Regions from separate parts of the Homo sapiens genome. Here region 2 is linked to region 1. The links are chromatin loops, found by intact Hi-C in ENCODE. Cell type or tissue: B cell. All regions are shown on one strand.

What was found. A loop is a pair of places that touch in the nucleus more often than their neighbours do. Peaks named below come from ENCODE experiments on the same cell type or tissue, not always from the same donor. Only the 100,000 strongest peaks of a DNase experiment are listed, where the experiment ranks them.
Region 2: a loop joins it to region 1, with 18 times the contacts of the local background. A loop is called at or near these places in 9 of 110 quality-filtered maps.

What each region holds. Positions count from the first base shown.
Region 1 is chr19:23,393,616-23,398,615 of GRCh38, reverse strand. ZNF91 (zinc finger protein 91) reads left to right here and starts at 3,145. Exons shown (of 4, transcript NM_003430.4): 1 at 3,145-3,291. The coding sequence starts at 3,262. RefSeq lists an enhancer at 2,875-3,743. In B cell, no CTCF peak of the experiment used is centred here; DNase peaks (open chromatin) are centred at 3,095 and 3,915; H3K4me3 peaks cover 1,725 bases; H3K27ac peaks cover 2,709 bases.
Region 2 is chr19:23,911,916-23,916,915 of GRCh38, reverse strand. It overlaps ZNF726 (zinc finger protein 726), which reads right to left and starts at 2,030. Exons shown (of 4, transcript NM_001244038.2): 1 at 1,919-2,030. The coding sequence starts at 1,921. In B cell, no CTCF peak of the experiment used is centred here; a DNase peak (open chromatin) is centred at 2,085; H3K4me3 peaks cover 1,322 bases; H3K27ac peaks cover 1,152 bases.

The DNA.
Region 1 (5,000 bases):
ACCTGTACCTTAAAAACTTTGGAAGTAATAATAATTACAAACAAAAACAAAAAAACACAAAACCCCGTAAGTTTAACTTTCTATGTTTTGGCTGTTTTGTTTTGTTTTGTTTAGAAAAGGTCTCTGTCACCCAGAATAGAGTGAAGTGGCTCAATGAGGGCTCACTGCAGCCTCGACTTCTGGGCTCATGCAATTTTCCTCCCTCAGCCTCCTGAATAGCTGGTACTAAATGTGCAGGCTACCATGCTCAGTTAATTTTTAAATTTTTTTTAGACATGTGTTTTTGCCATGTTGCCCAGGCTGGTCTCAAATTCCTGGGCTTAAACAGTCTTCATTACTTGCTCCCCCAAAGTGCTGGGATTATAAGCATGAGCCAACATGCCTGACTATAATTTTTTTATTTTATTTTACTTTTTATTTTTTGAGACGGAGTCTCACTCTGTCAGCAGGCTGGAGTGCAGTGGTGCGATCTCGGCCCACTGCAACCTCTGCTTACTGGGTTCAAGTGATTCTCCTGCCTCAGCCTCCTGAGTAGCTCAGACTACAGGAGCACGCCACCATGCCTGTCTAATTTTTGTATTTTTTAGCAGAGACAGGGTTTCACCATATTTGCCAGGCTGGTCTTGAATTCCTGACCTCATGATCCACCCACCTCAGTCTCCCAAAGTGCTGGGATTACAGGCGTGAGCCACTGCACCCAGCCCAGAATCTTTAATATGTTATAAAAAAGCTAACTATATTTAGATTCGTTTACAGAAAATTAAAAAAAAAATCTTTTATTAAATGTTAGAAGCAAATTTTTGATGCCGCAAAGGAAATAGTACTTGAATGTAAATTTTCTCAGCAAGACAATATTTACTTTTATAGAAGGGTGCATCTTGCGAATGGAGCAATGGCAAGAGCACACCTGAACAAGGGAGGGAAAGGAGTTCTTAGCCCTGATGCAGGTAGCCCCTACTGCTGTGTCATTCCCCTATTGGCTAGGGTTGGACTGCACAGTCTAAGCTAATTCCCATTGGCTATTTTAAAGAGAGGAGGAGTACAAGCCAGAGTGGTGGGGTGAGCAGTTTGGGTGGGAACTACTGTTATGGAACAGGTGACCAAGGTGACTCAGGTCAGAGCAGGTGACCAGGGGTGACTCAGGATGGAGCAGGTGACCAGGGGTACAGATGTAAACTACTGATTAGAACTGGCGGGAAGGTTGTTTACTAAAACTGGAGACAAAAACAACAAAGAAGTTAAACTTTAAAATGGAGAATGAAGAACAGGGAGCTGAATATACTGACATACTGATTCTTTGAAGAGCAATTTAGAACTCACTGTATTTAACATTAAAATATATAAATGTTTTTTATCTACAAATATTAATATAAAACAGTTCAAAATTACTTCCTAGGGATTTCACTAAAAATTAGTTTGTTAAGGGTTAATGTAATTAATAAAAGACCACTAGATGTAAAAAAACTAATTCTTCAAAGAGAATGTTTAAGGCCAGGTGTTGTGGCTCACGCCTTGTAATCCCAACACTTTAGGAGGCCGAGATAGGCAGATCATTTTGAGCTTAGGAGATCGAGACCAGCCTGAGCAACATGGCAAATTCCAGTCACTACTTCAAATAAGGAAATAAACCGGGCATGATCGCGCACGCCTGTAATCCCAGCTACTCCAGAAGCTGAGGCTGGAGAATCGCTTGAATCTGGGAGGTGGAGGTTGCAGTGAGCTGAAATCATGCCACTGCACTTCAGCCTGGGTGACAGAACAAGCTTCTCTCTTGGAAATTAAAAGAAAATAGAGAGAGTATAAACAAAAGCAAAATATGCTTTTGATGAAGAAAGTTAGAAACATTTGTCTGCTTTGAAATTACTTAAAGGTTCCTTCAAATTGAAAAAGTAAAAATAATGTAGATTAAAATGAAATATAAAAAGTTAAACAATGGACCGGCATCATGGCTTACCCATGTAATCCCACTACTTTGGGAGGCTAAGGCAGGTGGATCACCTGAGGCCAGGAGTTCGAGACCAGCCTGGCCAACATGGTGAAACCGCATCTCTACTAAAAATACAAAAAATTAGTCAGGTGTGGTGGTGCACCTGTCATCCCAGCTACTCCAGAGGCTGAGGGAGGAGAATCCCTTGGACCTGAAAGGCAGAGGTTGCAGTGAGCCGAGATCGTGCCGCTGGACTTCAGCCTGGGCCACAGAGCAAGACTCAGTCTCAAAAAAAAAAAATTAAAAAATTATAAGAGATCATAAAATATGTATAAAAATCTAGAGAGGTCAAAAAAATTTTAATGTATTTTTATTTTTATTTTTTGCTGGGGTGCAGTGGCATGATCTCAACTCACTACAACCTCCGCCTCCCGGGTTCAGGCGATTCTCCTGCCTCAGCCTCCGGAGTAGCTGGGATTACAGACGTGTGCCACCATGCTCAGCTAATTTTTATATTTTATTTTTCATTTTTTTGAAATGGAATTTCACTCTTATTGTTCAGTCTGGAATGTATTGGCGCGATCTAGGCTTACTGCAACCTTGGCCTCCCGGGTTCTAGCAATTCTCCTGCCTCAGCCTCCCGAGTAGTTGGGATTACAGGCACGCACCACCATGCTCAATAATTTTGTATTTTTAGTAGAGATGGGGTTTCACCATGTTAGCCAGACTGGTCTCGGACTCCTGACCTCAGGAGATCCACCTGCCTCGGCCTCCCAAAGTGTTGGGATTACAGGTGTGAGCCACGGCGCCCGGCTGAGAGACTTACAATGTTTTATCAAATTAGCTTTATTATTGATAATACACAATAAAGTAAAAGTTGATTTTCTCTGGAACAAAAATTTTATGTATTATTAATATACATCAAATATTTTTGTTCACATTTTGAATACATTGAAAGAGAGCAAAGAAGAGAGAGGATTTTCCCATGCTCTGAGGTGGGCCTGGCTGAGCTGAGGAAGCCCTGCCTGAAAAGGCTGCAGCCTACGCTGTCACTCTTTCTTCATTCAGCCCAGTGTCTGATCACATCTTCTGTCACTCAGGGCCTGAGAAGGCGGGGCCTTAAACGTTATCTAATCAGGGACGCTGGGCTGGGAACTGTCCAATCAGGCACAAAGCTGGAGCGGACAGGGCGGCTTCCGGGATGTGGCTGGGCCTTTGTCTCTCGCTGCCGCCGGAGTTTCCAGGTCTCGACTTCACTGCTCTGTGTCCTCTGCTCCAGGAGGCCCAGCCTGTGTGGCCCTGTGACCTGCAGGTATTGGAGAGCCACAGCTAAGATGCCAGGAACCCCTGGAAGCCTAGAAATGGTGAGACTGCCAGGTGCGACGTCCCGAGAGAGGGAACGGGGCTCGTTGAAACCGGTGGGATGCGGCTGTGGCGAGCCTCAGGCCTTCCTTCAGTCAGCTCCACAATCCGTGCCCGGGTTCTCCTTGCCCAGCTCGGCCTCAGTCCCCTTCAGCGATAAGATGGCGGCTGCGTTGACAGGCGGGCTCCGGGCGTCCTGTCTCTTCCCTGCCCAGTGACTGTGTCCTGGCCTGGAGCCCTCTCTGGGCAGCTCTGCTCCCGCAGCGCCGCGTCTCTCCCAGATTGTGCAGGGATCACGGGAGGGTCGTCAGGGGAGAATCCTGACTGGAGGTGCTGGCTCATGAATAGGAAGCACTTTAGTCCGTGGGGTTCCCAGGGCCTCTTTTTTTCTATTAAAAATTTATGGGCGTCACCGCGAAAAGATTAAATAATTTAATCAAAGAGTGATTCAAACATTGTAGAGCACCCAGCTATGGTTTGTAATTTGTGGTCTATGAAAGGCCTTGAAGGAGATATTTTTATAAGGTTCATGGTAAAGAAAACCAAATTCAGTAATTTGCTAGGTACAGTTATGTAGGTTTTGTTTTGTTTTGTTTTTTGAAAAGGAGTTTTGCTCTCTCGCGCGGGCTGGAGTGCAGTGGCGTGATCTCGGCTCACCGCAACCTCTGCCTTCCGGGTTCAAGCGATTCTCCTGCCTCAGCCCTAGTAGCTGGGATTACAGGCGCCTGCCACCACACCAGGCCAATTTTTTTATTTTTCGGAGAGACGGGGTTTCACCTTGTTGGCCAGGCTGGTCTGGAACTCCTGACCTTAGGTGATCCACCCACCTTGGCCTCCGAAAGTGCTGGAATTACAGGCGTGAACCACCGCACCTGGCCTAGTTTCTTAATTTTTACAATCTAGGTGGAAATATCCTTCTTATGTAATCAGAGCTTAATTGGCAGTTTATAGTTGCTTAAGCCTAAATTTTGCTTCTGCCAATGTAGTAATTTACCAAAAAATGCTCTTGAGTTTAGATTTTTATTTTTAGAAGTAGAAATCCGAGGACTAGAGCCACCTCAATCTAATTGCCTGCCACTTAATTTTTCTCACACTCAAAAGGGGACGATTTTTCCCTGAATTTTTTACATGTGTCTCAAGCAGGGCCTCAAGTCCACCCCTCATCCCCTGTTCCTCCAGCCTAACTCTGGCTTGCAGTAAAATACTAAATTTCCAGTTTCGTCTGACATTCCCAAATGCCAATTTCCCCTCCCTAATTCACTTTATCAACTATTTGTCCTGTAGTGTACATTTTGATACCGATTTTAATCATTTTTATTTTTAATTTTTGAGACAGAGCCTTGCTCTGTCACCCAGGCTGGAGTGCAGTGACGCACTAGGCTCACTACAACCTCCGCCTACTGGGCTCAAATGATTCTCCTCTCTCAGTCTCCCAAGTAGCTGGACTTACAGGTGCCCACGACCACGTCTGGCTAATTTTTGTATTTTTAGTACAGACAGGGTTTCACTATGTTGGCCAGGCTGGTCTCGAACTCCTGGCCTCAGCTGGTCTGCCCACTTCGGCCTCCCAAAGAGCTGGGATTACAGACGTGAGCCACCGCATCTGGCCAATTAATTTTTTTTTTGACAAAGCATTTGATGGCACATTTAAAAAGATTTGTTTTTTTTGGTAAATACTCCCTGTGAGAAGAAAGCAAAGAATAATCTCCTG
Region 2 (5,000 bases), 520 kb before region 1:
GGTACAGATATGTTTTACTCATGTGTCAAGTCAGGCCATTCAATTAGTTGATTGTCTAAAACTGAAGTGTGACTGAAGATACGTCACCCTATGAAGTTTCCAAAAAAAAAAAAATCTTGACCCAAAAACATTCTAAGATATCTGTGACTAGGTAAAATAAAAGAAAAAAACACAGATATTTTACAATAGTGTCAGATTATTCTTTGCTTTATTCTCGTAGGAAATATTTAGAAAAAAAATCATTGTAAATGTGCCATCAAATGCTTTGTCAAAAAATAATTAATTCACCAGGCACGGTAGCTCACATGTGTAATCCCAGCTCTTTGGGAGGCCGAGGCAGGAGGATGACTTGAAACCAGAAGTTCAAGACCAGCCTGGCCAACATAGTGAAACCCCGTCTCTACTAAAACTACAAAAATTAGCCAGGCGTGGTGCCAGGCATCTGTAATTCCAGCTACTTGGGAGACAGAAATGAGAACCGTTTGAGCCCAGGAGGCGGAGGCTGCAGTGAGCCTAAGTCATGCCACTGCACTCCAGCCACTGCACTGCAACAGAGCAAGGCTCTGTCTCAAATACTTTTAAAAAAAAAAAAAGATTCATTAAAATAGGTATCAATATGTACACTAAAGGACAAATAGTTGATAAAGTCAATTAGAGAGGAGAAACTGGCATTTGGCAACGTCAGACAAAACTGGAAATTTAGTATTTTACTGCAAGCCAGTCAGGCTGGAGGAATAAGGGATGAGGGGCAGACTTGAGGCCCTGCTTGGGACACTTGTGAAAAATTCAGGGAAAAAATCAGTCCCCTGTGGAGTGTGAAAACCATTAAGTGGCAGGAAATTAGATTGAGGTGGCTCTAGTCCCTGGATTTCTACTTCTAAAAAAAAAGTCTAAACTCAAGAGCATTTTTTTGTAAATTACTACATTGGCAGAAACAAAATTCAGGCTTAACGCTTAACCAACTATAAACTGCCAATTAAGCTCTGATTACATAACCATGATATTTCCACCTTGATTGTAAAAATTAAGAACTAGGACGGGGGCAGTGGCTCACGCCTGTAATCCCAGAACTTTGGAAGGCCGAGGTGGGTGGATCACCTGAGGTCAGGAGATCGAGACCTGCCTGACCAACACGGTGAAACCCCCGTCTCCGCTAAAAATAAAAAAAATTGCCAAATGTGGTGGCAGGCGCCTGTAGTCCCAACTACTAGGGAGGCTGAGGCAGAAAAATCGCTTGAACCCGGGAGGTGGAGGTTGCAGTGAGCCGAGATCACGAAACTGCACTTCAGCCTGGGCAACAGAGACTCTGCCTCAAAAAAAAAAGAAAATGAAAACAAAACAACAACAACAAAATAACAACAAAATCTACATAACCGTACCTAGCCAATTACGGAATTTGGTTTTATGATGAAACTTATAAAAACCTTTCCTTCCATGGAATACAAATTAGAAACCACAGCAAGGTGCTCTAAAATTTTTGAATCACACTTTAAATTATTTAATGTTTTTGCAGTGAGGCCCATAAATTTTTAATAGGAAAAAATGGCCTGAAAACCCCACGGACCAAAGCTCTTCCCATTCATGAGCCCGCACCCGGAGTCAGGATTCTGCCCTGACGTTCCTCCCATGGTCCCTGCACAATCTGGGAGAGACGCGGGGCTACTGGTGCAGAGCTGCCCAAAGAGGGCTCCAGGCCAGGGCACAGTCACTGCGCAGTGAAGAGACAGAACGCCCGGGAGCCCGGCTGTCAGCGCAGCCGCCATCTTAAGGCTGAAGGGACTGAGGCCGAGCTGGGCAACAACTCGGGCGCAGATTGTAAAACTGACAGCGAGGAGGCCTGAGTCCCGCCACTGCCGCTTCCCACCGGTTCCAGCCAGCCCCGTTCCCTCTCTTGGGATGTCGCACCCGGCACTCTCACCATTTCTAGGCTTCCAGGGGGCAGGTCACAGGGCCACAGAGGCTGCGCCCCTAAAAGCAGAAGACACAGAGTAGTGAGGACGAGACCTGGAGCTCCGGCCGCAGATAGAGACAAAGGCCCCGCCAAATCCCGGAAGCCGCCCTGTTCGCTCCAGCTGCGTGCCTGATTGGACAGTTCCCAGGACAGCGTCTCTGATTGGATAACGTTTAAGAACCCCGCTTTCTAAGGCCCTGAGTGACAGAAGATGTCATCAGACGTTGGGCTGAATGAAGAAAGATTGACAGCCTAAGCCTCAGCCTTTTCAGGCGGGGCTTCCTCCCGGAGCTGAACGAGGCCCATCTCAGAACACGGAAAAATTTTCTCTCTTCTTTGCTGTCTTTTTTTCAACGTATTAAATATGTGAATAATTTTTTTTTTAGACAAAGTTTCGCTCTTGTTGTCCAGGCTGGAGTGCAATGGCGCGATCTCGGCTCACTGCAACCTTCGCCTTCCGGGATCAAGCGATTCTCCTGCCTCAGCCTCCATAGTAGCTGGGACTACAGGTGCACACAGCCACACCGGGCTAATTTTTGTTTTTTGGTTTTTTTTAGTAGAGATGGGGTTTCGCCACGTTAGCCAGGCTGGTTTCGAACTTCTGACCTCAGGAGATCCACCCGCCTCGACCTCCCAAAATGCTAGGATTACAGTCGTGAGCCACCATGCCTGGCCGACTCGATATTATCTTTAAAGCAAAATTAGGAATACCTTTATTCCCCAGATGTTGGAATATCTGGACACTCCTCCGTCTGGTTCTGCTTAGTAAACATTATTAATTCATTTCCTTAACCATAAATATCTAGAGGCTAGGAATGCCTAACTTACTGAGAATGCAGCCCAGCGAGTCTCAGCGTCATTTTCCTAGCTCTCTCTCAAAACGGAGTCGCTCTGGTTCAAATGATTCTGACATATTTTTCGCCTTCCTTTACAAGAGGACCCTTAATCCTAAGAGTTGCAGAGAGACAAAGATTCGTCTTCTGTAACTTTTTCAGGCTGATTAGGGGCGATAATATTCCTGCCTAACCATTGGTCTCTTGCATTCAGGGTAGAGAGAAATTCAGTCAGACAGTGTTGGTATGGTGAAGGTCGTTCATAACTTCTAGTTCCAAAAGAAGGTGATGTCTAGAAGATTAATAAGCGTCCAATTTAAGAAAGCATTTAGTGAGCTTGTCTTGCATTCCTACACAAAGAGTACAACCACAATATATTCCACAACAGCAAAGCAAAATTAGTAAAATTATTCCACGTAAACTAAACAGGAAAGCCTTTCAAGAAGTGGGCAGTTGTTAGAACCAAACTGATATATGGTTCACTGATAGCACATAAATGGCAGAGATGTGAGTGCATAAAACTTTTATGCCCTGGGTTATGTTATGTAAATAGTCTGGAGCACACACAAAACATTTGGTTTTGATCAAAGCATAGGTTTCCTTTTGAGTCTCTGTTTAAATGTCTACATACACAACAGTTTGTTCGATTATGTAGACAGGATGAAGTCTGTGCCCACTCAGTAAATAAGTTACTCTCTGCATGATTTCAACTAATTCCCAAAAGTAGAAAGCCAATCTATATCTTTATGTTACCCATCCCTTTCATTTCTTCTGAACAGGAGTCAAAGGTCACTGGCTCATGGGAATAAACAGGATCAGTTTCTTCTGTTCTGCCGTCCTGTAGGACTTCATAAGAGACAGGTTTAATTCGAGTTAAGTGGACCCAGCTATTTATTCCCAGAATTTTAACTGCAGTTGGGGTACTAAAGAGAACTTGATAGGGTCCCTTCCACTTTGGGGAAAGTTGACCTGCTGGGGATCCTTTTTTCCAAGTTTTTAATAGGACCAAATTTCCTGGCTGGGTTATAACAAGATTAGCTTCCTTAGTTGGGGAAAGGAGTCTTTGATTTCCATATTCAGAGTGTGTTTTGCACTTGTCACATAATTCTGTAACTTGAAAGTATCCGTGTCTATTAGGCACAGTAAAGAAGGCGTGTAGCTAAAAAAGGCCTTGCATACATTATTTCAAAAGAGCTGAGCTGCAGATTTCCCTTAGAGGCCACTGGAATCTGTAATAAGGCTACAGATAGTAAAGACAGCCAGGTCTTTGATATTTCTTGGCATAGCATAGCAAGAGTCCTCTTTTCAGTTTGATTAGCTCTTTTTACGTTCACTGAAGACTGTGGCCTTCACGCTGAGTGAAGGCAGTACTAAATTTCTAGGTATCAAGATATGTTTTGTGTATTTGTCACTGTGAAAAATAAGCCATTATCTCTGTGTAATTTCTTAGCAGCCCAAATCTAGGAATTATTTCTTCTCTTTTCTTTTCTTTTTTTTTTTTTTTTTTTTTTGCAAAAGAGTTTCACTCTTGTCACCCAGGCTGGAGTGCAGTGATACACTCTAAGCTCACTGCAACCTCTGCCTCTCAGCTTCAAGTGATTCTCCTGCTTCAGCATCCAAGTAGCTGGGATTAGATGTGCCCTCCACCACGCCTGGCTAATTTTTTGTATTTTTAGTAGAGACGGGGGTTTCATCATGTTAGCCAGGCTGGTCTTGAACTCCTGACCTCAGATGATCCACCCGCCTCAGCCTCCCAAAGTGCAGGGATTACAGGCATGAGCCACCTCACCCAGGGGTGTAATTATTTCTTTTAGCAGGAGTTTGGGAATCTCAATTGCCTTTTCAGATCGGGTAGGAAAAGCCTCGATCCAAAGGTGTCAATGAATACTAATAAATATTTAAACCCTTTACATGGGGTCATCTGAGTATAGTCTATTTGCCAGTCTTCACCAGGGTATGTTCGTCTATGCTGAATAGGCCTTACTAAAGGAGGAGGTAAACATTGGTCATTTGGGTTATTCCAGACACATCCTTCACAGGCTCAAGTAACCTAGTTTACTGTTTTAAGTAATCCTTTTTCTATAAAAAGCCAAGACATTATTTGAAACAGGGAATCTCTTCCCAAATGGGTAGAGTCATGCAAATGTTTAACTATTTTTTATTGATTAGCACCTCATATCAGTAGTTTATCAGGAGTGTCTAGCAAAATGCCTGCT